Regions from separate parts of the Homo sapiens genome. Here all the other regions are linked to region 2. A link is a loop called in an ENCODE intact Hi-C map of the cell type or tissue named here. Cell type or tissue: mammary epithelial cell. All regions are shown on one strand.

Evidence for each region. Hi-C counts contacts between places; a loop is a spot of excess contacts. Peaks named below come from ENCODE experiments on the same cell type or tissue, not always from the same donor. Only the 100,000 strongest peaks of a DNase experiment are listed, where the experiment ranks them.
Region 1: a loop joins it to region 2, with 7 times the contacts of the local background. A loop is called at or near these places in 16 of 110 quality-filtered maps.
Region 3: it touches region 2 in a loop (8-fold over the local background); 5 of 110 quality-filtered maps call a loop at or near these places.
Region 4: it touches region 2 in a loop (6-fold over the local background); 10 of 110 quality-filtered maps call a loop at or near these places.
Region 5: it touches region 2 in a loop (8-fold over the local background); 13 of 110 quality-filtered maps call a loop at or near these places.
Region 6: it touches region 2 in a loop (8-fold over the local background); 2 of 110 quality-filtered maps call a loop at or near these places.

The regions. Positions count from the first base shown.
Region 1 is chr18:31,954,062-31,959,061 of GRCh38, reverse strand. No RefSeq gene overlaps it. Among named protein-coding and RNA genes, the nearest start is that of TRAPPC8, 13 kb to the right of the region's middle. RefSeq lists a silencer at 1,871-1,930. In mammary epithelial cell, a CTCF peak has its summit at 1,918; no DNase peak of the experiment used is centred here.
Region 2 is chr18:31,553,927-31,558,926 of GRCh38, reverse strand. DSG2-AS1 (DSG2 antisense RNA 1) reads left to right here and starts at 2,016. Exons shown (of 6, transcript NR_045216.1): 1 at 2,016-2,964; 2 at 4,212-4,285. In mammary epithelial cell, CTCF peaks have their summits at 2,861 (motif pointing left) and 4,921 (motif pointing right); no DNase peak of the experiment used is centred here.
Region 3 is chr18:31,739,236-31,744,235 of GRCh38, reverse strand. No RefSeq gene overlaps it. Among named protein-coding and RNA genes, the nearest start is that of SLC25A52, 19 kb to the left of the region's middle. RefSeq lists an enhancer at 4,779-5,000. In mammary epithelial cell, a CTCF peak has its summit at 2,902 (motif pointing left); no DNase peak of the experiment used is centred here.
Region 4 is chr18:31,422,690-31,427,689 of GRCh38, reverse strand. It overlaps DSG1-AS1 (DSG1 antisense RNA 1), which reads left to right and starts at 702. Exons shown (of 4, transcript NR_110788.1): 1 at 702-857. In mammary epithelial cell, a CTCF peak has its summit at 3,106; no DNase peak of the experiment used is centred here; H3K27ac peaks cover 891 bases.
Region 5 is chr18:30,967,523-30,972,522 of GRCh38, reverse strand. No RefSeq gene overlaps it. Among named protein-coding and RNA genes, the nearest start is that of DSC3, 73 kb to the left of the region's middle. In mammary epithelial cell, CTCF peaks have their summits at 951 (motif pointing right) and 2,136 (motif pointing left); a DNase peak (open chromatin) is centred at 2,062.
Region 6 is chr18:32,070,202-32,075,201 of GRCh38, reverse strand. RNF125 (ring finger protein 125) reads right to left here. Exons shown (of 6, transcript NM_017831.4): 6 at 1,983-5,000. Among named protein-coding and RNA genes, the nearest start is that of RNF138, 19 kb to the left of the region's middle. In mammary epithelial cell, a CTCF peak has its summit at 2,665 (motif pointing right); no DNase peak of the experiment used is centred here.

The DNA.
Region 1 (5,000 bases), 400 kb before region 2:
TTTTAAATATTCAGGAAATAAATAACATCAATCATATATAAACTCTTTCAAAAAAAGAGGAGAAAAGAACAACTCCTCATTTTTAGAGATGGGGTCTCCGTCTGTTGCCCAGACTGGTCTCAAACTCCTAAGCTCAAGTGATCCTCCTGTCTTGACCTCCCAAAGTGCTGGGATTACAAGAGTGAGCCACTGAGCTCAACCCCAATTTGTTTTTTGTTCTTTCTTTCTTTTTTGTTTTGTTTTTTTTAGATGGAGTTTTGCTCTTGTTGCCCAGGCTGGAGTGCAATGGCGCAATCTAGGCTCACCGCAACCTCTGCCTCCCGGGTTCAAGCGATTCTCCTGACTCAGCCTCCCAAGTAGCTGGGATTACAGGTGCCTGCCACCACGACCGGCTAATTTTTTTGTATTTTTAATAGAAATGGGGTTTCACCATGTTGGCCAGGCTGGTCTTGAACTCCTGACCTCAGGTGATCCACCTGCCTCGGCCTTCCAAAGTGCTGGGATTACAGGCATGAGCCACCGCACCCAGCTGTTTTTTCTTTTCTTGAAACAGAATCTCATTATCTTGCCCAAGGTAGGGTGCAGTAGTGTGAACACAGCTCACTGGAGCCTTGACCTCCTGGGCTCAAGCCATCATCCTGCCTCAACCTCCTGAGAAGCTGGGACCACAGACGTGCACCACCAGGCCTGGCTAATTTTTTAAATTTTTTTGTAGAGACTAGGTCTTGCCATGTTGCCCAGGCTGGTCTAAAACTCCTGGGCTCAAGCAGGAGTCTAAAACTCCTGGGCTCACCTCGGTCTTCCAAAGGGCTAGGATTACACACGTGAGCCACTGCACCTGGCTACTCAATTTGTTTTATGTGGCCATAATAACCACAAACTAGACAAATATATTACAAAATTAAATAAATAAAATAATATGCCAATATCCCTCATAAATTATATAATATGCTAATATCCCTCATACTCAAAAATTATTTACAAAATATTAGTAAATTTAATCCAACAACATATTAAAGGATTATATATATAAATATATATATACACATATATATACACACACACATATATATATGAAACCACCCCCACAGGATTGACAAGAATTGCATGTAGGGTTCTGGACTGATATGTAGTCATAACTAAGTATTAATCAGGCTGTACTTTGGCCCACTTCCTTGTTGCTAAAAGTCAGGTAGCACCAGGTACTGACCATTTGCATTCCCATTATTCCTATAGATAGGATTTCTGAAGTTAGGGTTGTAAGACTGTTTAAGAATTGATTTGCTTTAACATGAGGAAGGAAATTCAAAGAAAAAAAGAAATAAATAAAAGAATTGATTTGCATCCCCTTTGTTCCTATAGGCACGTTCTCTGACATTGGAATCATAAGACTTTTGTTTAAGAATCACTTGTAGGCTGGGCACAGTGGCTCATGCCTGTAATTCCAGCACTTTGAGAAGCTGAGGCAAGCGGATCACGAGGTCAGGAGATTGAGACCACCCTGACCAACATGGTGAAACCCCATCTCTACTAAATACGAACATTTAGCAAGGTGTGGTGGCACATGCCTGTGTAATCCCAGCTACTTGGGAGGCTGAGGCAGGAGAATCACTTGAACCCAGGAGGCAGAAGTTGTAGTGAACCGAGATTGTGCCACTATACTTCAGTCTGGGCAACAAGAGTGAAACTCCATCTCAAAAACAACAACAAGTCACTTGCTAGGCGCAGCGGCTCACGCCTGTTATCCCAGCACTTTGGGAGGCCGAGGCGGGTGGATCACCTGAGGTCAGGAGTTCGAGACCAGCCTGACCAACATGACGAAACCCCCCTCTCTACTAAAAATACAAAATTAGCCGGGCATGGTGGCAGGTGCCTGTAATCCCGACTAATTGGGAGGCTGAGGTTTCAGTGAGCCTAGATGGCGCCATTGCACTACAGCCTGGGCAACAAGAGCAAAACTCCATCTAAAAAAAGAATCACTTAACACCTTAAGCAATGGCTCACTCCCATAAGCCCAGCACTTTGGGAGGCCCAGGCGGGGCAGATCACCTGAGGTCAGGAGTTCAAGACCAGCCTAGCCAAAATGGTGAAATCCTGGTCTCTACTAAAAATACAAAAATTAGCCAGGCGTGGTGGCACATGCCTGTAATCACAGCTACTCGGCAGGCTGAGGCACCAGAATCCCTTGAATCCAGGAGGTGAAGGTTGCAGTGAGCCAAGATTGTGCCACTGAACTCCAGCCTGAGTGACAGAGTGAAACTCCGTCTACAAAATAAATAAATAACTTCAGATGTTTTTCACACCCTGACTTCCAGCAAGTAGTTTGAAGACCCCCACAGAGAAATGTGATCAGCATAAGAATACATCTTCATTTCTTTGTCCCTTGACTTCATCCTGCATTCTTTTTTCTATTGATTAGTTTTTATTTTTGTGGGTACATAAGTGTATACATTTATGGGGTACATGAAATGTTTTGATACTGACATGCAATGTGAAATAAGCACATCATGAAGAATGGGGTATCCATTCCCTCAAACAAACCAATTATACTATTTTATTTATTTATTTGGAGACAAAGTCTCGCTCTGTCACCTAGGCTGCAATGAAGTGGCACCATCTCGGCTCACTGCAACCTCAGCCCCCCGGGTTCAAGCGCATTCTCCTGCCTCAGGCTCCCAAGTAGCTGGGATTACAGGCACTTGCCACCACATCTGGCTAATTTTTTATATTTCTGGTAGAGACAGGGTTTCACCATGTTGGGCAGGCTGGTCTCGAACTCCTGACCTCAGGTGATCCACCCATGTAAGCCTCCCAAAGTGCTAGGATTATAGGCATGAGCCACCGTGCCCAGGCTACACTCTTTAGTTTAAAATGTACAGTTATTGGCCGGCGCGGTGGCTCATGCCTGTAATCCCAGCACTTGGGGAGGCAGAGGCTGGCGGATCACCCTAGGTCAGGAGTTCGAGACCAGCCTGCCCAACATGGAGAAACCCCCATCTGTAATAAAAATACAAAAAGCTGGGCTGGGCACAGTGGCTCACACCTGTAATCCCAGCACTTTGGGAGGCTGAGGTGGATGGATCACTTGAGGTCGGGAGTTCAAGACCAGCCTGACCAACATGGAGAAACTCCGCCTCTACTAAAAATACAAAATTAGCTGGGTGTGGTGGTGGATGCCTGTAATCCCAGCTACTCGGGAGGCTAAGACAGGAGAATCGCTTGAACCCGGGAGGTGGAGGTTGCAGTGAGCCAAAATTGCACTATTGAACTCCAGCCTGGACAACAAGAGCGAAACTCTGTCTCAAAAAAAAAAAAAAAAAAAAAAAATAGCGGGAATAATATCTGGTTGGTGTTGATCTAGGAAGAAGATAATTTTTTTTTTGAAGAAAAGAATGACAGACTCAGAGCTTCACATGTAAATGAATACAAGAAATCTAGTCCCAACTTTCTAAGCTTAAAGATAAAGAATGCTAGACTCAGGCCAGGAGCAGTGGCTCACACCTGTAATCCTAGCACTTTGGGTGGCTGAGGCAGGCAGATTGCCTGAGCTCAGGAGGTTGAGACCAGCCTGGCCAACATGGTGAAACCTGTCTCTACTAAAAATACAAAAATTAGCCGGCGGGGCATGTGGGGCATGTGCCTATAATCCCAGCTACTGGGGAGGCTGAGGCAGGAGAATCGCTTGAACCCAGGAGGTGAAGGTTGCAGTGAGCCGAGATCACGCCATTGTACTCCAGCCTGGGTGACAAGAGCAAAACTCCATCTCAAAAAAAAAAAAAGTATATTAAACTATATACTGGTGTAGCATACAGTTGATAGGATTCTTCCATTTGAGGAGAGAAATAAACAGTTTTTTCACTCACGTCCGTGTGAAGAGACCACCAAACAGGCTTTGTGTGAGCAATAAAGCTGTTTATTTCACCTGGGTGCAGGTGGGCTGAGTCCGAAAAGAGAGTCAGCAAAGGGTGGTGGATTATCATTGGTTCTTACAGGTTTTGGGATAGGCGGTGAAGTTAAGAGCAATGCTTTGCGGGCAGGGGTGGATCTCACAACGTACATTCTCAAGGGCGGGGAGAATTACAAAGAACCCTCTTAAGGGTGGGGGAGATTAGAAAGTACTTTCTTAAGGGTGGGGGAGATTAGAAAATACATTGATCAGTTAGGGTGGGGCAGAAACAAATCACAATGGTGGAATGTCATCAGTTAAGGCTATTTTTACTTCTTTTGTAGATCTTCAGTTACTTGAAGCCATCTGGATGCATTCGTGCAAGTCACAGGGGATGCGATGGCTTGGCTTGGGCTCAGAGGCCTGACAAGTTTCATCTTCAGTACTGGGAAAAGACGTCCTTAATTGCTTGTGCTTTTGTTATTAATTTGTCCAGCAAGCTTCCTCTCTTTTAGTGACAGACCCTGTCCTCTTGGCCTTGAAGGCTGGCACATGACCAAACCTGGGTAATCATAGGTTCTCACTTTTACTGGACGTGATAAATTGTCCAAAGGGCATGTGATGCAAGCAGGGCCCAATGCCAGATGATTCAGAGACACAGACAAGTAATGTGATATCCTAGACCCCAGGGAAATACCTCTTGCTGGGTACCTCATTCCTGATAAAGTGTGGTGGAGATCACTATTATCCCACATTCATTCTACTCCTCTTCCTTTAGCAACAGAATCCTTGCGCCTATGTTTTCCAGCCTATTTTTGAGATAGGTGTGTCCATGAGACTCAATGGGGCCAGTGGGATTGACTGAAGTTATTGAATGGCATTTCTATGATTTGACTTTTTAAATTTAAATTTTTTTTTTTTTTTTTTTTTTTTTTGGAGACGGAGTCTCACTCTGTCGCCCAGGCTGGAGTACAGTAGCACAATCTCGGCTCACTGCAACCTCCACCTCCCGGGTTCAAGCAATTCTCCTGCCTCAGCCTCCCAAGTAGCTGGGACTACCGGCACCCGCCACCAAGCCTGGCTAATTTTTTTGTATTTTTTAGTAGAGATGGGG
Region 2 (5,000 bases):
TGGCCACCTAATTTCTTAAAATTTTTGTAAAGACGAGGTCTCACTATGTTGCCCAGGCTGGTCTAGAACTCCTGGGCTCAAGCAATCCTGCTGCCTTGGCCTCCCAAAGTGATGGGATTACAGGCATGAACCACCAAGCCCGGCTGCAGATTGTTTACATGCTCGGATTGCATAACAGTTACATCTAGGCTTTTTAGTGTACCCATCACCGGAACAGTGAACGTTGTACCCAAGAGGTAATTTTTCAATCCTTACTTTCTCCTCCCTTCTCACCTTTTGGAGTCCCCAGTGTCTATTATTCCACTCTGTATGCCCACGTGTACCCACTGTTTAGCTTCCACTTATAAGTGAGAACATACGGTTTTTTTTTTTTTTTTTTTTTTGAGACAGAGTTTCACTCTTGTTGCCCAGGCTGGAGTGCAATGGTGAGATCTCGGCTCACCGCAACCTCCGCCTCCCAGGTTCAAGCGATTCTCCTGCCTCAGCCTCCCGAGTAGCTGGGATTACAGGCATGCACCACCACACCCGGCTAATTTTATATTTTTAGTAGAGATGGGGCTTCTCCATGTTGGTAAGGCTGGTCTCAAATGACTTTCTGTTTTTGAGTTATTTCACTTAGGTTAATGGCCTCCAATTCCATCCATGTTGCTGCAGAAGACATGATTTCATTCTTTTTTATGGCTGAGTATTATCCCGTGGTATATATGTACCACAGTTTTTTAATCCAGTTGATGGATTAAATTGGACACTTAAGTTGATGGACACTTAGGTTGATTCCATATTCAAGTACTTTATTTTTAAACGTAAGGAATTCTTTAAGTAAATGACTCCATGTTATTTTGATTGACTAATTTTGTAAGTGTTTTTATGTAAACAAACTCACAAGTTAGGAAAAAAATCTTTCATCAAATGCTGTCTTCTAATTTTGTTTAGGGAAATGTTTTTCTCATAACCATACCTTGCCTGTCTGTTGCCTCTGTGACCTATTGACATAATATTTAAAATTTACTTTACAGCAAGAAAAGGGCACTGAAAATGCACGGAAAAGTCAATGAAAGTCAGAAGAAAAAAAGGTTAATATTTAAGGTTGACTTTGGTTGGAGTTAACTTCAACTTTCCCCCACCCTCTTCCTGCAGAATCTCCTCCTTCCAGCTGAGGATTCTTTCTAAAACCTGGTTATAAGGTGTCTTGCTCACAATTGTCTGTGGCTCTTTACTGCATAAAGAGTCTGGTCCCACAGCCTTAGCTGCTGTTCCAAGTCCTCCACAGGGTGGCCTGTACCTGCCTCTTCACCCACACCTTCTGCTGTGCTCACCGCCTCTAATCCCTTACCCGCTAGCCACCCTCACCTGTGTGAGGTAAGCTTCTGATCTAGGTGGTCCTTCCTCCTGTTTACTTACTCTCTGGATTAGTTCATTTTTGCATTACTATAAAGAAATACCTGAGGCTGGTTATTTATTTATTTATTTATTGAGACGGAGTCTCACTCTGTCGCCCAGGCTGGAGTGCAGTGGCGCGCTTGGCTCACTGCAACCGCTGCCTCCCAGGTTCAAGCGATTCTCCTGCCTCAGCCTCCTGAGTAGCTGGGATTACAGACGCCCGCCACCACGCCCGGCTAATTTTTGTATTTTTAGTAGAGACGGGTTTCGCCATGTTGGTCAGGCTGGTCTTGAACTCCTGACCTCAGGTGATCTGACTGCCTCAGCCTCCCAAAGTGCTGGCATTACAGGTGTGAGCCACTACACCTGGCCTGAGGCTGGTAGTTTATAAAGAAAAGAGGTTTAACTGGCTCACGGTTCTGCAGGTGAACCAGAGGTGTGGTGCTGGCATCTGCTTCTGGTGAGGGCCTCAGGAAGCTTCCAATTATTGGCGGAAGGCGAAGTGGGTGTATCACATGGTGAGACCAGGATCAAGAGAGAGGGGAGAGAGGGGCTACGCTTTTAAAAAACAACCAGATCTCGCGTGAACGACCTGAGCGAGAACTGGCTCATCACCAAGGGGATGGCACGAATCCGTTCCTGCGGGATCGGTTCCCATCATCCAATACCTCCCACCAGACTCCACTTCCATCATTGGAGGTCACATTTCAACTAAGATTTGGAGGGGACCGTATCCTAACTATATTAACTTCCAATTTTCATCGAAAGCCCACCTGTCTAAGAAGAGCTCCTAGACATTCCCTTTCCCCTTCAACTTGGAGGAATTGGGAATGACAAAGAGAAATTAATCAAAAGAAGAATTAATCTCTCCAATCAGCCTTGGCATTTTCTTTCTATCTTTGATATGTTGTTTTTTACAGTGTCTTGGTTTTCAGAATAAGCTGTTTGTAACTACTTCCTCCACTATATTGTGAGCCTCTGGAGGGCAAGGTCTGGGCCTTACTCATCTTTGAGTAATTTTAAAGCCACTAAATAGGGCTCTGCACATAGTGAGAATTCAACATATGCTTAGTTGAATCTAATATTTCAGAAAAAGTCAACATCTATTCTTTAAGATAGCCCACAGCAGGCTGAGTGTGTTATTCGTAAATCCATTGGCCAGCGTCATTTCCTCCAAAGTGCAGCATTTTTGATAGAACCAAAGGCTCATGACTGACCTTCAGAAAGACATTTTGTATTTCACCATCAAAGAGTGGTATGGGTTTTATTAGACTTCCGTAATCCAGGTCTCGTTTCTCAGGCAACTCTGAAGCGTATCACACTTTATCTGAGAGGGTCACAATTAGTGAAGGAAGGAATTGGCCTTTGCAAGTTTGTGTTGCTCACGAACTTATTAAATTGCTTGATTTTTTTTTTTCTTCCTAGCTTTGATAGATTGACTTTGCCTCTTTTACTGCGTGCATAGTGCCATCTTGTGGCCATAAAGCATATAACACTCATAGTTATGCCACAGTGCTTCTGTTCCATCTTATTTCTGTAGTCCAGAGGATCTCTTAAGTGTAGAAACACATGGATTATTACTAGGTGAGCATACATATAGTTTACTGCTAAGCCAATTCAACCTGGTACATCTAGTTGGGGTATATCTAGAAGCATTTAAGATGCTTGTATTTTGTGCGTTTTCCAACTTCTTTCATTGAAGTATCCCAATCCAGTGTTTTTCTTTGAAAAAGAACCCATGTAAACTAGGGAAACAATAGATGTGGTCCTTGGAGAGGCTGGAATGAGAAACTCAAGATTACTTTAGAAGGGTCCAACTCAAGAGGGGTTGCAAAACCAAACTTCCTGCTAGAAGAAGCTGAAAGCTGTAGACGAGGGGCAGGGGAACATATAGGGTACGTCTTAATGTATAGCCTCGGGTAAAAAGAAAGAAGAATAAAACAGATCTTTAATACAGTGAGTAAAATCTCCAACAATCCAAGTAACCAGAATATAGGAACTGAAAGAGATTTTGAACCATTGCAAATAGATCGTGTCCTGCACTGAAACCTCTGTAGTTTTCCTCAGAATCCCTCAAACCCATTGAGAATCCATCAATTCAGACTTAACAATGAGAACTAACTTGGGCTTGGGATGCAGCAGATTAAATGTTGTCAGTTAAATGAATCATGTGCAGGTTTAGAAAACCAGTCTGAAAATTTTGTTTGGATTTTTGCAATTGTCCTGCTTAAATGTACCAAAAACCCTTACCCTCTGAGACAGGTAAATTCCTCCCACCACAGTTCACCATTCTTCCTATGACTGGCCCTCTGTTCATTCAGTCACCAGCTATTTCTTTTGTTGGTTGATACTGGAGTAAGTATGAGGTGACAAACATCAAAAAGGCCCATTCCTGCCTTCATTTATCTCAATACCCACTGACAGTACACAGGGGAACAATGCGGGATGCAAATCAATTCTTCAACAGCTTTATGACCCTAACTTCAGAGATCCTATCTATAGGAACAATGGAAATGCAAATGGTCAGTACCTGGTGCTACCTGACTTTTAGCAACAACGAAGTGGGCCAAAGTGCAGCCTGATTAATGTTTAATTACAAATATATTTCTGTTCAGAACTCAGCATGCAATCCTCGTCAACACTGGGGGACCGTTTCAAGTCTGGTAATAATTGAGAAGGAAGCAACCACTACTAATAGGCCTAAAGGAACAAGGAGAGAGCGTGGGTCCAGGAACTCAGAGAGGGAGTTGCTCTATAGAGAGATGCATGACAGAGGGAGGTAGAGGGAGAGATGCCCTGATCTCATTTTTCTCTTTCTCACCAATCTCTAGCCAAGGCCATCACTGGCCAAGCCCATCTAAAAGCCAGAGGCAGCAAGCAGTGCCCGTTGAAACATCCATAAAAGGTAAGCTCCTGGGTCTCAGAGCAGGGTGAAGAAGAGCAGAGAGTGAGTATGAAGAGGCAAATGGAAAATACCCGGCCCAGGGTGTATCTGGATTTTTAACAGAGACACACATTCCTCATCACATGGTTTTTCAATCTGGATAGGTGGGTTTTTGTAATCTGTGGAGCAATGTGAGTCCATTCCCATCCACTGATGGACTTGATACTGTATGTTTCATATCATGCCAATAATGCATTATAGCAAGTGGGGCAGGGGTATGATGGAAGGTGTGAGGGACAGAGACAATGCTGAAAGCTTCTTGATTAGCACGAGGGTAGAAAGAAAGTCAGAGATTGAATGGCATAGCAAGATCCACAAAGTGCAAGCTCAAGGTTCACATATATCATTTGTGAAATAGTAGAATATCTGAAGGTTGACTGTGATAAATTAAAGACGCATATTGTAATTTCCAGAACCATTGTAATCACCCAATGGGTTCTTCCTGCCACTGCACAGACAAAACCAATTCACTGAGACCATGACATTACAATAAAGAAAGAGTTTAATTGAAATGGGCTGGCCATACCACGTGGGAGATTGTTATCAAATCAATCTCCCTGAAAATTCGGAGGTGAGGGTTTTTCAAGGATAGTTTGGCCAGCAGGGGGATAGGGGAATGGATGCTGCTGATTGGTTGGGGATGCAATCATAGGGGTGTGGAAAACGGTCCTAGTGC
Region 3 (5,000 bases), 190 kb before region 2:
TGCAAGACCAAGGACCCTGGGTGTTTCTCCAGACAATGGAGCCATGTCATGTTGGTGCATTGGCTGGGAATCCAAGGTACAACATTCATTGGAGCGGTGAGTAGAGGAGCAAACTCAAAATCGATCCCATCATTCCGAGGCTCTTGGCCTCTATTTTTAAATCAGATCAATTAATGGGCATCTGTCAGCTGTCTAGATATCCTTATTGTGGCTGACATTCTTATAAGACTTAAAGAATGTCAGACTTGCTGGGGAGGACATGGAGAACCCCCCAATACCCATAGGTTATTGGGAATGTTGGCCATCCTTCAAACCAGTTTTTATTCATAGGGAAACTTTGCCATTGTGCGAGGCCAGGAAAGGTTCTGAAATAACTGAGAGTTTCTGGCTGGGGCACACCCTGGTGTTATTCAAAGGCTTCTGGACTGGACCCAGCCTCTGACAGCCTGCTCTGGGTGTTGGTAAAAGATCCCCAGCTATCCTATTGCAAAACTTTTCTTCTTTTTCTTTTCCTTTTTTTTGAGACAGAGTTTCACTCTTATTGCCCAGGCTGGAGTACAATGGCGAGATCTCGGCTCACTGCAACCTCCGCCTCCCAGGTTCAAGTGATTCTCCTGACTCAGCCTCCCGAGTAGCTGGGACTACAGGGGCCGGCCACCATGCCTGGCTAATTTTTGCAGTTTTAGTAGAGACAGGGTTTCTCCATGTTGGCCAGGCTAGTCTTGTACTCCTGACCTCAGGTGTTCCACCCGCCTCGGCCTCCCAAAGTGCTGGGATTACAGGCGTGAGCCACCACGCCAGGCCAAAACTTTCCTTCTTTTTCTATCAGCGGTCGTTATATCTCTTATTCTCTCTGTGTGTCAAATGTGTGGTAATTTTTACAGCCTAGGGAAGAAGTAATCCGTTAGGCAAAATCAGGAAATGCTATAATAACCATGGATATAGCTCAGGGAAATGCTGTTGTAATCTAGGAACAGAGGTCTCCCCTTCCCCCACAGTGAGGTCACTCACTAATATTCCTCATGGTATTTCTTTTTTTCGCTAATATTCCTCGCTAATATTTGTTTTTTGCTAATATTCCTCATGGTATTTCTTTTTTTCTTTCTCTCTCTCTTCTTTTTTTTTTTTGGAGATAGGGTTTCGCTCTTGTTGCCCAGGCTGGAGTGCAATGGCGCAATCTCGGCTCACCACAACCTCCGCCTCCCAGGTTCAAGCAATTCTCCTGCCTCAGCCTCCCAAGTAGCTGGGATTACAGGCAGGTGCCACCATGCCTGGCTAATTTTGTATTTTTAGTAGAGACAAGGTTTCTCCACGTTGGCCAGGCTGGTCTTGAACTCCCGACCTCAGGTGATCCACCCACCTCGGTCTCCCAAAGTGCTGGGATTACAGGTGTGAGCCACCGTGTCTGGCCCAGCACATGGTATTTCTAAGCCAACAGTGTTACATAGTGGAAATAGAGATCCTCTTTATAAGACACATTGCTGGTCCTCTGTGGTACACTGCAGCTTCCCAATTTTTCCTTTTTGCACCTTTCTACTGGAAACCAGGCTTCATGCTGCTCCTGTGAATGAGAAAATTCTGCCTTCAACAATTAGGAGTAATATGTCCTCCGCAGCCAAATTGTGGTCCCAGTACTGTCCCATCAGCAGGGAAATCCCCATTAGGTCCCCATGGCCCCTTAAGGCAACTACTCTGTCTCTGATTAAGACAGTACTTAATTAGTAAAGGGATTTTAAGTCCAGAAGTTAACTGGAACCATTTTTCTCAGGGTAAATGCTTTAGCACAGGCCATAATAGCAGGCAATCTACCACATTCCCTCCATTAGAGGGGCCTTGCCTTTCCCAAGATGCATTTTTTTTAGGGAGGCACGCAGGTCACACAAGTCTAGAAAGTCAAAGGGAAATCGTAAGCAGAGGACTAGAGCTACCAGGGTGAGCATGACTAGCCCCCAAAGCTTAGTTTCTCTGGTGCCATGGCTTGGAGGGTCATGCCTACAACCATGGGCAGCACATTTAAAAGGGTGCCGGGACCCAGGAACCAGGGAGGGAAAATAGTTGAGGGGATGCTCCCACTGTCTTCTTCTCCACCCTGGGTCACTTACAGAAAGGAAGGAGACTACAGGGATGCCTTCTCTCACTTCTTTTTCTAGATGGGTAACAGATTATCTTCATCTTGCACCCCTCTGGAGTGCACTCTGAAACACTGGAACTTCTTTAACCTCAGAACTTTGAAGAGAAAAGTGGCTTTTTTTTTTTTTTTTGCACAAGAGAATGACATTTTTACTAAACCTTTACAAGTGTTGTAAGATCAACCCAGCTCTTTTAGCAGTCATATTGGGCAGGCCCAAAGAGATTAATTCCCCCAAATTAGAGAAGCAACTTCCAGGGGAATCATCTGAGGATCCCCCTTATTTGGGGCCCCTTCAAGTTCCCTTCTTATTACAGGACCTTAGGCAAATAAAGGGAGACTTAGGCTGATTTTCTAAAGACCCTGATAGGTATATAGAAACTTTCCAAAATTTAACTCAGGTATTTGACCTCACATGGAGGGGTGTTATGTTGCTCCTAAGTCAGACCCTCACTGCAGCTGAAAATAACTGGTTGTTTAAAGGAAGGGTGTTTAGAACAGGTCAGAAAGTTTGAGTATGTTGTAAGAGGGTCTGTGAAATTCAGTCATGAAAGAGTTTAGTAATTAAAGGAAAGGAATTATCAAGATTAACACTAAAGTTATCGTAGCCACCCAATAACGTATTTCTCCCAATCATATTGCAAGTTACAAAATGGTCTAAGCCTAAAATTGTTCTCTACTGGCAAGTCAAGGGGGAAATGTATGCTTTTCTCAAGGAAAATGTTACTTTTATATTAATGTTTCTGGTAATGTACAGCGCCATCTAGTGGAGGCAAGCCAGTATTACAACCCATTGGTGTAACAGGTATCAAACTCTACTGTCATAGTTAGGGTCTATAAGACTTCCACTAACAGTGGTCATCTTGTTTTTGTTTTTGTTTTGAGACAGATTCTTGTCCTGTCACCCAGGTTGGAGTGCAGTTGCATGATCTCAGCTCACTGCCTCTGCCTCCTGGGATCAAGCAATTCTCCTGAGTAGCTGGGACTTCAGGTGCATACCACCATGCCCGGCTAATTTTTTTTTTTTTTTTTTTTTTTGTATTTTTGGTAGAGACAGGGTTTCTCCATGTTGGCCAGGGTGGTCTCGAACTCCTGACCTCAGGTGATCTGCCCGCCTTGGCCTCCCAAAGTGCCGGGATTACAGGTGTGAGCCACTGCATCCAGCCAACAGTGGTAATCTTAATATTCATGTTCTAACTCTACATTTTAAACCTTCTTATAAAATGCATCTCTTTTCATCTAGAAGCAATCAAACTCCAAATGGTGTTGCAGACAGAACCTCACATGGACACGCCATTCTTCTGAGAACCCTTACATCAACCTCAGGAGGAGGCCCAACTGCTGTCCCTCACAGGATGCCCCTTTTTCAGCAGGAAGTAGCCAGAAAGAATTGTCATCCAACACCCCCTAACAGCAGTTAGATTTACTTCCCCAGATGGTGGAAATAGTATGGGAGTTATTTAGAAATAATTTTTAGGCAGCCAGAAAGGGTGAAAGTTCTCAGTGGAATTTTCCTTTAATGAAAAGCAACCCCAAAAGCATTTTTTTTCTAACAGAAAGCGACTTAAAAAACCAGACTAGCAAACACTGATATGCAAATGCTGGCGGCTAGAAGCCAGGTACATTCAACATGGTGTCTCCTGCCCTCTTTATCTTGTCACCATGTGTGCCAGGTGTCATGGCAACCTCCAGATAAAGCCACGTGTGCAGGACATCATGGCAAACCGCATTTGCATATGAAAGGCTAGGGTGGCAGGGCCAGTTTTTTCACGGGCTACCTGAATGACACACCTGGTCAAACCAATCCCCTGGGCCCTATGCAAATCAGACACTGCCTCCTCCAGCCTCCCAATATAACTGACTGCTTTCCGCTGCACGTGGGGTTTTTCCGTTCGGAGCCCCCCTCCCTCTGTACAGGGGAGCAGTTTTCTTCTTTCTTGCCTATTAAACTTTCCACTTCTTGAAACCACTCCATGTGTGTCCATGTCACTAATTTTCTTGGTGAGAGACAAAGGACCCTGGATGTTTCTCCAGACAACGGAGCCGTATCACATTCAGATAGTTGGGGGTGGGAGAGGGGTCTTAGAAATTTAATTTTGGTTTACAGAACTTTAAACAAATATTTCTGTCCAGACTCTACCATCTACCATTTAAATCCGATCTTTGGGGGAGAATCAGGCACAGTATTTCCTAAAAGTTTGCCAAGTTATTTTAATGTGTAACCAAGATTGAGAACCCTTGCTCCAAAACATTACATGGTTGCAGTGATTCAGACTTTATGTTCTCAGAGACTAGACGAATGGCAAGGAGAAGCGTTCCAAAAAAAAGTCATCTGGCTAATGATAATCTAGGGTGAAATATCTGGCATTTATTACTATTTTTTTTTAGGAAGAATATAAAACAGAAAAAAAAGGTTTTACATATAATTCAAAATATCAGGATAGAGACATCTAGTGTTGAATTTAGATGCTTACTCAGAATTTCAGTAATCTGTTCTTCCCCCCTTGGCCAGTATTATTTAAGGTTAAATGCAGAGATATAATTTCCAGTAGTCTTTTAATTTGGACTCTTCAAGACTATGAAGTGGGTGATTTGGTGATTGTGTAGGGGTTGGGGTGGGCCTGTGCCAACATAAATATACTTCTTCGGGCCTTCTAATAAATTTGGAAAAAAAATGACATAGAGCCCTATGAGGCTTGTTATAAATAAATTTTCGGTGCTGCCAAAGAAATAGCACTCTCACATAAAGTTAATTTTCTCAGCAAGGCAATTTTTACTTCTATAGAAGGGCATGACTGGCGGATGGAGCAATGGCAAGAGCACACCTGAACAAGGGAGGAGAAGGGGTTTTTATTCCTGACACAGGTAGCTC
Region 4 (5,000 bases), 130 kb after region 2:
CTGAGCACAGTCTGACCTAGAGACATAGAGATAGATGAGATAATGGTATAATTTTGGATCAGGGTGTGCCAACAGGCATAGAAAGAAAGGAACTAATTCGATTCATGCTGTGAAGGATTATACATGACTGATTGGTTATGCAAAATTGACAAATATTTAATGAATGCCCATTACGGTGATTGTATTTTCTAAAACTCAATTTAATGTAACAAGAATGTATACATAAGAGGACAACAGGTAGATGATTTTAAGTTAAGCCTGAGAGGGGTGGTGATAATAATTATGAACCTGCCCTGAAAATTCAGGAGGTATGGTTGCTATTAATCACGCACCCAACCCTTAGAGTCACCAATTGTTTCAAATTTCAGGACTCACGAGAAAGCATTTCCTTATTTTGACCAGATTTTCTTGTTGGCAAATTGATGGATGTTTTCTCTTTCAAGTAGTCACTGCTAATCTGTCTGCCTGTCATGGAGCTTAGTGGTTTCAACTTCAGATTTCATTTCTCAGCCTTTTTTCTTGTTAAGCTACATGCTTTTCTGTCTTAGCTAAGGATGCTTGACAAGTACTTTGCCAAAACATGCAGTGAAATGAACACACCCTCATCTTCAGAGAAAGAACACTCCTTTTTATTCCACGGAAACCATAATTCCCAAGCCAGTGAGATTATCTGTGGTCTTTTCTCTTTATCCCCTCCTTTTGCCCTTTAGGGGAGAGAAGAGTGTGGAGGGAGGAATCGGGGAAGCCCAGTGCCGTACTGATGCTCTGGACTTTGTTTTTGGAGGTAGCCTGTGATGCAGGGCAGAAAAGAGCTGATGCCTTGGAGAGAGACTGGGAGAGGCTGGAGTTAATAGAGGGTAGGTGTACTGTTCTGTCTTATTCTGCTAGCGAATTGCTCACTTTTTCAGATTCTCTGGCTTGCTTTCTCCTTGTAGAGAGCCTCTCGAGCCTTTTGAGCCTCCCCTCAGAAAATCTGAAAATTGAGGAAGGAAGACACTAACTTCCTAAATTAAAATAGATCAGTTACCTAGTTGACACCAAGTTACCTATGTGATAAATAATTTTTCTTTACTTTTTTTTTCTTTAGATAATTGTTTTTTTTTACTGATACATTTTATGAAATTGGGGTGCGTGAAAAAGTGGTAAGGTTCTAGTTAACTTTTTTTTTAGCGCTTGCTCTGTGGCTTGGTCCTCAAGTACTACTAGATTTCAGTAGTTGGTGGAGGCATTCTGAGTCTTTGGTAAAGGATTCTAATCATGCTGTGAAGATTATGCTGCTGTATGAATAGATAACAGCCATCAGAAAAAGTTAGTGACTCTTATTAGCTTGCGACATTTGTTTGGGGGAGTTTGCATCCAGCTTGTAACTGTTATGAAAGTGATTACTATATAAACGGAATGTTCCCTCACATGTCCAGGTCTTCCATCCTGTCCAAGGGATAAAACAAGACATTTTATCTGAGTTAAAATGTCAGTTGTCACAGTACCTTCTTTCTTGCCAACATCACAGTGCAGGTGAGGCAGAGCATATACATTCCCTAAATTAAGGGAGGCAAAGAGAGGGGTGGAAATAGAAACTATGGAAATAGAAAATAACAAGGAGCAGGCTAGTACATGAAATCCACAAATTGTGAAAGATTAGTCATAGTGTAATGTATTCTGGACAGTGTAAAAATCTTCAGTTGTTTGAAATTAGGAATGAAGATAAGTAATAAGTGCCATCTCAGGATAAGATCCACCATTATCATGTCAGATCATGTCCTCTTTGCTGGGAATATATATATTTTTCTTTTTTTCTTGTTCTCATTTGCACTGAAGGACTAAGCTGGGAATATTTTTTTCCTCTAAAACGTGTATTTAAATCTAAGGATACTTATTGATAGCTGTCTTCCGAGTTCTATCAATCAGCCCACAGGTAATACCTGGGAGATTCTGTTGTGGCATTGTGGTTCAGGCCTTCTCATGCCTATTTTCTTGGAGGAGAGAGTTCTTCAGTGTTCAAATTGTTAGATGTAATATGGTTCTTTCTTAGAAAATTATGTCCTATAACTTTGGTTCTAGGACTATACTATATATAGATAGGGGCTGGACACATTGTAGATAGCAAAGCCTATATTGTCTTCAGTCCAAAAACCAAGTAAGTTTTATGGCCATCAAAAACAACTGGCACAACCTAACCCCTGATAGCAGAGGTTATCTATTTAAATATGCCTTTATAATGCTGGCATCCTTATAAACAAATGTAAGTTTCATAATGATATCTATTGGACTCACAGACTCAGAACTGGGAGGAAAACTAGAACTCCAGAGATATAAAAAAATTTATAGCTATGATTATTGTACTTTGGTGTATAAGGTGTCTTCACTAACATCAAGGACTGTCTTGTTAACAGTGTGTTGTAATATACAGATTTTAAAACATGTGCATAGTCATTGACCCCAAAACTTCAATTCTAATGGAAATAATGTAAAGTGCATGTTAAGCTCTATGCACAAAGATATTAATCACACAATCACTTATAATATTAAAGGAGTAGAGGAAACCTCAGTGTCATTTCATGGGATGAAATATCTCTTTAATTATTTTATGAAGAATATTAAGCGTAAAATGCAGGTACAGGCTTTTATATAGGATAATCTCAACTAAAAAAATAATGTATGCAATGAATATGGGTATTAGAGAAAGACTAAATTTCAGTCACAGATTTGGGTTTCTAGGCCTTACCTATCAGTTGAAGGGTAGAGCTGTGTTAGCATTAGTCGAGGAGAATTATCATGGTGTTAGTTGTTGTCTCTGGGTAATGGGAAATTATTTTCATTTTCTTTTATATTTTTACATTTTCTAAATTTTCTACAATGAGCACATGTTAATTTTATACTGGGAAAATAATCATCCTGCACTAAGAGCAAAAAAAAAAAAAAAACCTTGACATCTTAACACTGAGTTTTTCTTTTCATTTTATTTCTATTCCTTATAAATGTAGAAGGCATATTTTTCTTGAGGTGGAGGACTATGTCTGAGTCAGCTCCTTCAGCACATAGTCCTACAGAGAGACCCTTAGAGTTTGCAGGGCATTTCCTGGGCTCCGTGCTTTTAGGTTACAGCGCCACCTTTGGGATATAGCCGGCATCACTCGTTACCACCATTTGCTGATGATGTGAAATGCACAATTATACTACGATTTTGTGATGTGGGCAGCTAATTATTCAGTTATCCCAAGGGTTAAGATGTGTAGATGGAACGCATGTTATTTCTTCACTGCCTTGGTTCATTGAAACAACTCCTTGCTGGTCTTCTCATCAACTGCTTCATTCTCCTCCTATGCATGCCAAGGCAAACTTCACGAGCGATTTCAAATTCACTGTTCTCCTTTAGGCATATTCAATGGTTCTCTTTCAGATTTAACTTTCAGATTAAAATGGAAATTCCTTAACATGTCATTGATTTCCAGGTTTCTGACTCCTTCCTGTCTTGTGATGATCTGCCTTTATTCTTCAGCGTTACCAGCTGCTTCCAGCTGTCAGAGGAGCCAGTCTTTCTCCATCTTCCCTGTTTCTCTCCTTGTCTCCAATTCCATCCTATTGGCCTGGAATGCTCTTCTCATTTCTTCATCTGGCTGTTTCCTGTGGTTCCTTCCAGGCTTGGCTCAAAGTTCATTTCTTATGGGAAGCCTTTCCCAGCTCATTAATGCTAGGCCCCTCTTCTCTTCTCCCTTAACACTCATTCATACCCCCTTGTATAACTGTATCTCATACTGTATTTCAACCCTTTACTTCTTCCTGAATCTGACTGAGGTCCTTGATGGTAAGGACCCTAATTCACGTTTCTATACCTAGCCCTTAGCTCATATGCAAATAATGAAAATGCTCAAAAAACATTTAATGAATAAATGAATGAGCACTGGAATTGGTTCACGGTGATTTCCTTATAGTTTTTCTTTTCAATTTTCTTCAACTATAAAAGAAAGATCATAAGATGCATTAAATAAGAAAAATTTTGAGAAACAATTAGCCTAGTGCTAGACACATACTAGTAAATACTTGTTTTTTACTCTTTTTTTTTTTTTTAATAATTCCTATCTAGTTTCATGTTCTCTACATATGGTGGCTCATGCCACACTGATATCAAAGTCATCACCCAGTCAGTGCCTCCTTGTTAAATACATAATGTGTATTTAACAAGACTTCCTAGTCAATCAATATTTATTCTGATCACATGCATGCATGGTGACTTTTGTGCCAACACCTCACCATCACTCACCACACAAACTTGCTGCCTCCCTATCAAACACACATTCAGCCTCTCTCTTACTTTTAACTCGGTAATCTTATCAGTCTCAGAAAACCTTAGCTCTGTGAATTTCTAACGAAAGTATGGTCCTTTTTTGTTTCCCTCTCTCTTTTTTTTTCATTTTTTTAAAAGTTGTATTTTAGAATCAGGGAGTACATGTGCAGGTTTGTTACAAAGGTATATTACGTGATGCTGAGGTTTAGGATATGACTGTCACCCAGGTAGTGAGCACAGTACCAGATAGGTAGTTTTTCAGTCCTTGTCCCACACCCACCTCCACTCTAGTAAGCCCTATGTCTATTTTTCCCATCTTTATGTCCATGGGAACCCAATGTTTAGCTCCCACTTATAACTGAGAACATGCGGTACTTGGATTTCTGTTTTTGCATTAGTTCCCTTAGGGTAATCACTCCAGCTGCATCCACCTTGCTGCAAAGGACATGATTTTCTTCCTTTTTATGGCTGCATAGTATTCCATGGTGTATATGTACCACATTCCCTTTATCCAGTCCATCACTGATGGGCACATGGGTTGATTCCATGTTTTTGCTATTGTGAATAGTGCTATGATGAATATATGGGTGCATGTGTCCTTTTGGTAGAGCAATTTATTTTCCTTTGGGTATATACTCAGTAATGGGATTGCTGGGTGGAATGGTAGTTCAATTCTTAGTTTTTTGACAAATCTCCTAACTACTCTCCACAGTAG
Region 5 (5,000 bases), 590 kb after region 2:
CTTTATCCCCCAAACACTTAGTACTATCTTACGTGCCCTTGTGGTCTTTTGGTTTGGAATCTTGAGACACAAAGGAGGAAGGCAGTAAAGTGCATTCTCCCACATTTACTGAGTTCTTCGTGGGGCAGCAACACCGTATTGGGTGGTGGTGGGTGATTTATGCAGTGACCAGCAGGGAATAGACTTGGAGAAGCAGCTGCTGGTGCAGAAGTGGGTAGACATGTGAAAGCTTCTCTTCCCTAGTATGTTAAAGGAGGGTGGTATCTGAATGAATAGAGATGATTCTCATACTCCAATGAAGTATTTCTGCATATAATTATGTGTTTACCATTTATTTTTTCCCATAGATGCCCCATGAAGCAGAAGTTAAATGAAACTTGTTTATCATTTATTTCTACTTACTAGCATACAGGACACCAAATAGCTTTTAAAAAAGTATTTTTTAAATTAATGAAACAGTAACTATATTTAGGGCTTAAAGTAGGAATATTTTATCACTTTTGGAACTGACCACCAGCTTAGTTCTAGTTAGTCGCAATTAGCTGATATTACAACTATTATTTCTTGTAAAAGGCAGTATGACTATCATCAAATTGAAATGATTAGAACATTTATAAATTAAATTGCATGTAAACAGCCAAGTGGGAATGTATATGGGTAGGCAGTTCAAAGGCAGTCTAACATTAGACCTCTTAGAAGCAGTGGTTAATTATTATTTACCCTTAAGATGTATGCAGTAAATTTTGAAAAGATGGATAAAGGAAATGAAAATCAAATAGATTTCCTAAAGAAAGTGGTCCTAACAAATTGAACTGTTATCTTAATGAAATTATAATAAGTTAGTTTGAGTTCAGAGATTACTCTAAAATTATCTTTCTGGATGTAATCACTGCAGTGTGGCACTTTTGAGGCAAATGTCCACTCCGTTTTCAGATCCAAAATGTGATTTAAGAAATGGCCACTAGATGGCAATATATATTGATAAATTCAATCATTTTCATGGTTAGGTCAAAGTTATATGGTGTACAATCTTCACAAAAATTGTTTAAAAATAAATGGAATGATTCACATCAGTTAAAATATATGAGAAACTTTAAAAATAGAGTTAAAAATTCTTTCAGGAATTTTGGATTTTTTGGGGGTTTTTTGGTTAACAAATATTCTGAGTGGACAACAAAGTAGATTGAAAGTTCAGTATTTGTGATGTCAACATGTCTGTTGTGAGATATTATGGATCCTGAAAAATAATAGTAACATTTTGGTTTATATCCTCTAAATTAGCATATATTAATAGCAGGGTTTAAAAGGCTGATACTAATGTCTATATCCCTTCTCTTCAAAAGGAAGAATGTGTAGAACGTCCCAAATGGAACTCTTTATAAAACATTTCCATACGGAACATTTTTTAGGTCAAGTACTGTTCTAAGTGAGGATTTTTAAGCATGACAGATAATAACATTTGAAGTATTTGTAGCCACATGAAGAAACAGGAAATACGCATAAAGTTAAAAAAGTATATGGAATATGGATATTTCAAATCCAAAGTAATTTTTGAGAAGATTGTAATTTTTAAACTTTGAAAAGTACCTAAAATTAATTGGATAGTTCATCCAGCTTTGAAATAAATTATATCCTGTTCTGCAGTGAATAATGGGGAAATAAAAAATCCTATATTAATGAGCCGAAATAACTTGATATAATCAGAATGGATTTTTGCACATTTTAATTTTATCATTATAAATGAAGGAAATGGGAGCAGAGACGAGAAACTGGGTATTCCTAAAAAAAGAAGCTGTAAGGCTGTCATGGATAGATCTTTTACATCTTCTCTAAAGCTATAATATTTCTCACTACAAATCGTGTTCAGATTGATAAAACTGTGAGGCTACAGGATACTACAGCATGAAAGACAGATTCTGTCATGCCCGTCTTACTGGATTAAAATTGAGAAATTTCTTGGTGAGGTGTCATTGCAACCACACACACGGGGAGAACTAAATATCACACACACTTTCCCCATGAATGAATTTGCCACCATTTCCATGTGTTAGGCAGGAAAGGATTGAAGTCTGATTAATAACCGCTGGTGGATGTTTTTGAATTAAGCAATCAATTTTGATTTATCGTCCTATGCTGCCATCCTGTGGTTACCTGAGAAATGAATAAAGTGGAGAAATCCAATGTTTAAAAAAATGGTTTGAGCCATCTGCTTCTGTGGCATAATAGAAAAAAGAGACTCAAGCAGATATGTGCCTTCTGTCTCTAGAAAGAATGACATTCACGGGCATTCTTTCATTTATTTTTCTCTATCTTCCACCCCTCAGAGATAGGCTGAGTTTGAAATAGTTGCTGCATAATGTATGAAGGAGAAAAATCCTGAGAGGACTTAACAGTTCTGAGAAATAATTGTCTCTTATTCTTACATATTTCCATGGCGGGAGGGAGGAAGGACATTTATTTTCACCTTAATTTTCATTTGATCAGGAGAACTCATTCCTTTCTGAACAGTTTGTCTAAACTAAGCTTTGAAAAATATCCATCATATCCACATAGTAATGAAAAAGCGAATGCTGATCAGCGCAGGGCTGGGCTGATTTATTTTGGAATGCCACTACTGCAGGGTTTATCTTTTTTTATCTTAATGAAACATGCTGCTATTATGCAAGTGTTCTTGCTATTACCTGCAGAATAATCTACCCTGTAATGGAATGAAAGTCTCTTTTAGGCAATGCAATGTAGAAATACTTTCACTTATTCACAGCAGATAATGAATTAGCTTCTAAAAGAAGGATAGCTTCTCATCACCTATTTATAATTTAAAACAAATGACTCGCTCTTTCACAGTTGCATTTAATGAAAAAGTAATTTTAAAACACTATGTTAACAATTAACTTAAATAATATTAATATTGGTCATTGTATTAATTGTGAAACCAATTAAAGTCATTAGTATATACCAGGAAGTTTTCTGTTGATAGTTCTATTTTACATAGCTATGATGAGGTTTAGCGTGTAGCTCAAACTCATAAAGGAAATAAGTTGAAAGAAAGGATTCTGAACTATTGATTCAGTTTTATGTTTAATTACTCATTCATACAGCCCTGGATATTACATTTCAGAAAACGTTAATTATTATAATTTTCATATGAAATACTTATTCCTGGCACTTTTATGTTAAAGTATTAACAAACCATGGCTTTGTCTGATTGAAAGGAAAGCTGAGATACAAACCCGCTAAAGTTTATTTTCCCTCATTTATAACTTCTAGTTACCTACTAAATGAGGACATTATTTGTTAAATACTACTGTGTTGAAAATCTAGCTGGGAAGAATATTGCCACTAAATAAGCCTTCTATCTTTGGAATACAGGTTGAATTTAGTAAACATCATATTAAAATGCAGTCATCTTATCAATTATAAGTACATAGTTACCATCATGACTTCAGGTTATATTTAATTTCCCTCTAGGAGGAAAAAGTTATATACATAACAGATGAAAAAGGTAAACAACCACTTACTAAGTAAATAACATAAAGCAATTCTCCATCAAAGCCTCAGTAATTACTTTGTGGAACAGGCTGCCCTTAATAAAATAATTAATTAATTTTTCCAAATGAATTATGCAAGCCAATATTTTTTCTTCATTAATGTTTTGTTGAAGTAATTAAGTTTTATTAATGAATAACAAAGAAGGAATTGGGTCTTTATTCTAACTGCTAGATATTAATGTGCTTAACTTGAACTAAATGTGTTTCCAGTATGTAATCAAATTTGAATCAATCAAGTCAATTTACCAGTCAAATGTCCTTTTGGAGCTCCAGCTGCTTCCTGTGAAGGCTCTTCACAGAGAACATGCAGAAAGTGACCCAGAAGACTCTGTGGTTCTGCCAAGTATCACATCAATTCTTAATTACAATCCGCTTGATTTTCTAAAGGACGCTACTGGTGCCTCACACAGAACTCTATTATCTGATTCTAATTATGATGAATTTGGATAAAAGCTTAAAATTCATCAGTGTAAAATAAATGACTATTAGCTGAGATGTCGGTTTCCTCTCCAAAGAAGTAAGAGGACAGAAAAAGTCATGCTGGTCTTAGCTCTACAAGAGTATGAATGCAGGCAGGTATTACCATTCAATTTCCATGAGATGTATGGCCTACAATTCTTAAAAGGGTATCTGAGGCCGGGTGCAGTGGCTGATGCTTGTAATTCCAGCATTTTGGGAGGCCAAGGCAGGCAGATCACCGATGTCAGGAGTTTGAGACTAGCCTGGCCAACATGGTGAAACCCCGTCTCTACCAAAAATAAAAAAAATAGCCAGGCATGGTGGTGCGCACTTGTAGTTCCAGCTACTCTGCTTGGGAGGCTGAGGCAGGAGAATTGCTTGAACCTGGGAGGCAGAGGTTGCAGTGAGCCGAGATCGTGCCACTGCACTCCAGCCTGGGCGACAGATTGAGACTCTGTATCAAAAAAAAAAAAAAAAAAAAAAAAAAGGGTATCTGAAAAAGAGTGACAAAACTCATTTTGTTTACATATCATTGCTGTCTACCTGGAAACAAAACGTATTGGTTACTGAATACTTTACACATGACATCATGATACAGTCTTACTCCTGAGACAAAGCCTGAGCTCACCCTTATATAATCTGTGGAGTATCTGAATAGGAACACATTCTCCAGATACCTGTATTTGTTAGTGGGTATGTGTTGCTTAAGTACCGGTATTTACTGATAACTGAAGTTGTTTTACTTGGTAGTTTTCAAAGCAAATCAATAGATTTAATGCAATTCCTATCCAAATTCCAGTTCTCACATATGCATGCATCTGTGTTTGTGTGTGTGTGTGTGTGTGTGTGTGTGTGTAGACATAGACAAACTTATATTAATACTAAGATTTTTACGGAAAGGCACAGGCACTAAAACAGCTAAAAATATCTTACAGCTTTTCTGTCTTGTGATTTACCTAGTGGACAGACTTCATTGCTACTACTCCTATGAAG
Region 6 (5,000 bases), 520 kb before region 2:
GATGGATGGAGTAGAATTGTAAAAATGGAGGTGGTGAGAAATGGGCAGGTTGGCATACATATCAATGACTTCCTGATGAATCCATGATAATTTCAGAGATTCTGTACATCTGGAGAGGGCCCAGGAAAGTGTAATTATAACAAGTATCCCAAGTGGTTCTGATGGCGGCACACAAGGAGTACACTGAGAAAATACTGTTGTAAGGGACAGAGAACATATTTGGCATTTTTGTTAATAAATAAGAAAGAACAATTCAAAAAAAGAAATCACTATCTTATGTCTGAGAAACTGACAGTTCTTTCATTTTGTAAAATAATCCCAAACTTTAAGTAAAATTAATGAAAATATTACCATGGCAGGGCCAGGCGTGGTGGCTCACGCCTGTAATCCCAGCACTTTGGGAGGCCAAGGCAGGCGGATCATCTGAGGTCAGGAGTTCGAGACCAGCCTGACCAATATGGTGAAACTCCGTCTCTACTAAAAATACAAAAATTAGCTGGGCATGGTGGTGCATGCCTGTAGTCCCAGCTACTCAGGAGACTGAGACAGGAGAATTGCTTGAACCTGGGAGGTGGAGGTTGCAGTGAGCTGAGATCGTGCCACTGCACTCCAGCCTGGGTAACAGAGCAAGACTCCATCTCTAAAAAAAAAGAAAAGAAAAAGAAAATACTACCATGGCAAAAATGAACATGACTTCATGTTTTAGAAAGCTAGTCTCATTTTGACTTTTCACCCCTCCTTTCCACACATATTTTTAATGTCTTTACCCTGTGTACTTCCTGTCTTGTCAACTCTGCCTGGCTTGTACCTTCATGGTTGGTATTACTATTATGCCTCAGTATCCAGTTGTCTTCTACATGAGAAGACTGGATTTCCTCAGTGCCTTGACATTACATATGGCCATGTGACTTGCATTGGCAAATAATGAACAGAAATTACCTGTGTAGCCAACTCAGCAGCCTGTTGCGAGGGGTGATATAGGAACACACAGTGATATACAAATGCCATGAGATGAAAGTACCCTGGAATTCTGAAGCTGGAGAACAGCTTCCCTGGAGAAGAGCCAGGAACCACAGTAGACTTTGGGTGAGCACTGGGATTTGGGACTTGTAATTGTACCATAATCCAGTTCACCTAGATCAATACTACTCCCTGTGATTCTCCTTCGTTGGGCTTCTTACATGGCTATTTTGGTGGCAATGATTAGCCTTAAGATCCATGCATTGTCTTTGCTGAAATCTTTAGGATTAAAATACCACACGATTTTCTAGTAATAATACAAAAACATAACTATTAGCTTCAAGGATCTCAGACATGAGTGTCCCTCTGTAATATTTTGTCTTATTTCAATAAAGATAATCTAAATGATGAAGGTAAATCTTCTCAACTGATCTGGGTTCCCTCAATCATCTAGAACGTCACTCAGCAAACAGGCATCAGAGGTTTCGTCAGTAACACTTGTGTTCTGTCCTGTATGTGTTCTTGCAAAAAATCAAAAAATTAATATGCTCATGACATATGGGTACGCATGACAGCTACAGCCATTCAAAACTTAGTATGGATTTAGCAGGGGGAAGAATCTATCTACATCTTACCTTTTAAATTTCAGTGAAGCCTCTTGCTAGCAGAACAAATAATAAATCCATAGTGCTCAGTATTATGTTGACCAAATCAGAGTTTCTAAGCCTAGGCACTATTGCCATTTTGCGCAGGATAATTCTTTGTTGCAAGGGGCTGTCTTGTGCACTGTAGAATGCTGAACAGCATCCCTGACCTGTATCTAGATCTCAGGCCACTAGCACACCCAAGCCCTGTTAGGACAACCCAAAATGTATCTAGACATTGCCAATGTCTGCTGGGAGACAAAATTACCCCCAGTTGAGAAGTACTGGCCTAAATGAATGTACACCTTTGTGATAGATGTTGCTCAATGATGAAAATTTAAAAAGCATTATTAAATTTGAGTAAAATAGTAATCAAGATTAATGTTTAAGAATAGACACAGTAGATATTTTAATAAAAACAATGGTCCTGCCATTTTTTATTTATCATAGCAATACATACTTACAGAAGAAAAAGAATCACACATTTTAAATTCTGATCATTACACTATTTTTTTGTAGTTGAATAATAAAAGAATGAATCTCTTAGTGACTTTTTAAAATACCTTCAATGTTGGAAAAATGCAAATTATGATATGATAAACATTCAATAACTGGAGTAAGTTCACTTCCAAATGAAAGACACTTGGCACCCAGTAACAGTAATGAAATTAAACATCACTGAAGACAGTAAGGAGGTCTGCCTGGAGGTCTCTAAGGAGGTCTGCCTGGAACCATATCTTTAGTGTAGATTCACAATCAATCCAATCTTTCAACCTACATTTTAATAATTTAGCTTTAGAAGAATAACATGTGAATCAGTTTTTCTCTAATAAGGCCCTGAAAAAGTTGTATCCTGAAGCACTATAAAGAGAGTGAAACTTTTTTGTTGGTAATCAACAGCTTCAAATATTGGTTTTTATCAACGAATTATAAATACCTTTTTATAAAAGGCCAAAGGCACAGTAAAACAATGAGTATTTGTACTTTACCATTTTAGAGCTCAAAATAATTCAGAACACAAAATAATTCAGGCGACCAGCACCTAATCTGTCCTGTAGGTGGCAAAATTATCATAAAAGGAATCCAGGCACAGGAGTCAGAATTGCTGCACTGAGGTTAATAGTGACAGATGACTTAAAGCTTTATCCGACATACAATTTTTAACTTTTTCAAGTTTTATAGATTCAAAGTGCCTTTTGTATCGCTCTGAATTAACAAAAGTTTGTCTGCATGGTCAACACCAATGCTTAAAAATATGTTTTCATTTCTCAGGCTCTGGACTTTCAGTCTGATGATCATTTCTTTTTATGATTATTCCTGAAAAATTCCTCTCCTTTTTCTCGTTTCCCAACAGATTTTGCTTTATTTTTATTTATATTTAATTATTTATGTTTTTGGAGACAGGGTCTTGCTCTGTTGCCCAGGCTGGAGGGCAGTAGCATGATCATAGCTCACTGCAGTGTTGACCTCCTAGGCTCAAGTGATCCTCCAACCTCAGCCTCCTTAGTAGCTGAAACTAAAGGTGTGCATCATGCCCAGCTTTTTGTTTGTTTGTTTGTTTGTTTTTGTTTTTGTTTAAATAGAAAGAGTCTCACTATATTGCCCAGGTTGGTCTTGAACTCCTGGGCTCATGAGACCCTCCACCTCAGCCTCCCAAAGTGCTGGGATTATAGGTGTGAGCCACTGTAACCAGCCAGATTTTGCTTTATTGTATGATCCATCTAAATTGAAGAAAGAGAGGTTGTGGAACTAAAAATCAGTTGTTACTTTTTAGCAGCTGTGAAAAGCAAACTTAAAATCAATATCTAAAAGGGAGGATATGAGGCTCACTAGATTTCATTCAGCTTTACATTTTCCCAATTATTTGTACTGGATAAAAGAACTGTAGCAAGACCTTTAAGGAGTTACAATAACTTATAGAAAATTTTGGGTACCATGGTTATGACTATGCTTATATGTAAGGAACAAAGAAGTTTATAAATGATTACAATTAAAAAGCTAACTCTAGTCAAGTAACGTTTTATCCTCAGGAGTTGATATTACTTATTTTCATGGCTTCTTTGCATCCTTACAAGATGGAGATACTAATCTATGCCCTGGATTCATAATTAAAGAGTCAGATATGAGAAACAGTCAGAGCCATCAAATAAAAACTGGGGGCAATTGCCTGGCGCGGTGGCACACACCTGTAATCCCAGTACTTTAGGAGGCCAACACAGGTGGATCACTTGAGGTCAGGAGTTCAAAACCAGCCTGGCCAACATGGCAAAACCCATCTCTACTAAAAATACAACAATTAGCCGGGTGTGGTGGTGCCCACTTGTAATCCCAGCTACTCGAGAGGCTGAGGCAGGAGAATCACTTGAACCCGGGAGGCGGAGGTTGCAGTGAGCCAAGATCACACCACTGCACTCCAGCCTGGGCAACAGAGCAAGATTCCTCCTCAAAACAAAACAAAACAAAACTGGGGGCAAGTGTTAAATATATAGTTGAAGAACTAAGAATAAATGGGGGATAAAAGGAAGAAAGTACAGTATGCTATACCAGTATGTTCTGAAAATGTTGACATAGTATAACTATTTTAAAAATTGGGATGTCGGGCGCAGTGGCTCACACCTGTAATCCCAGCACTTTGGGAGGCCGAGGCAGGCGGATCACCTGAGGTCGAGAGTTTGAGGCCAGCCTGACCAATGTGGAGAAATCCTGACTCTACTAAAAATACAAAATTAGCAGGGCGTGGTGGCGCATGCCTATAATCCCAGCTACTCGGGAAGCTGAGGCAGGAGAATTGCTTGAATCCAGGAGGCAGAGGTTGCAGTGAGCCGAGATCGTGCCATTGCACTCCAGCCTGGGCAACAAGAGCGCGAGACTCCATCTCAAAAAAAAAAAAAAATTGGGAAAGAATGAGAAAAGCAAATGAAAACTTTTTAATTGTTTCAATTGCCATATTATTTGTGGTTGTATTTCTATTGTTATTCTGAGACAGCTGTAAGTGTAAGATAAATAAAAGAAATGAGTAATTGTGGGATGTTCTAATTCTATCGTGCCCTGTGTTCTTGAAAACCAGGACTTTCAGTACAGAAGGAGAGGTACAGTTGTAACAGAAAGGTTAGATAAAAACCCTGTAGGCCGGGCACAGTGGCTCACGCCTATAATCCCAGCACTTTGGAAGGCTGAGGTGGGCGGATCACAAGGTAAGGAGTTTGAGACCAGCCTGGCTATTATGGTGAAACCCTGTCTCTACTAAAAATACAAAAATTAGCTGGGCATGGTGGCTCATGCCTGTAATCCCAGCATTTTGGGAGGCCAAGGCTGGTGGATCACTTGAGTTCAGGAGTTCAAGACCAGCCTGACCATTATGGTGAAACCCCTCTACTAAAAATACAAAAATTAGCC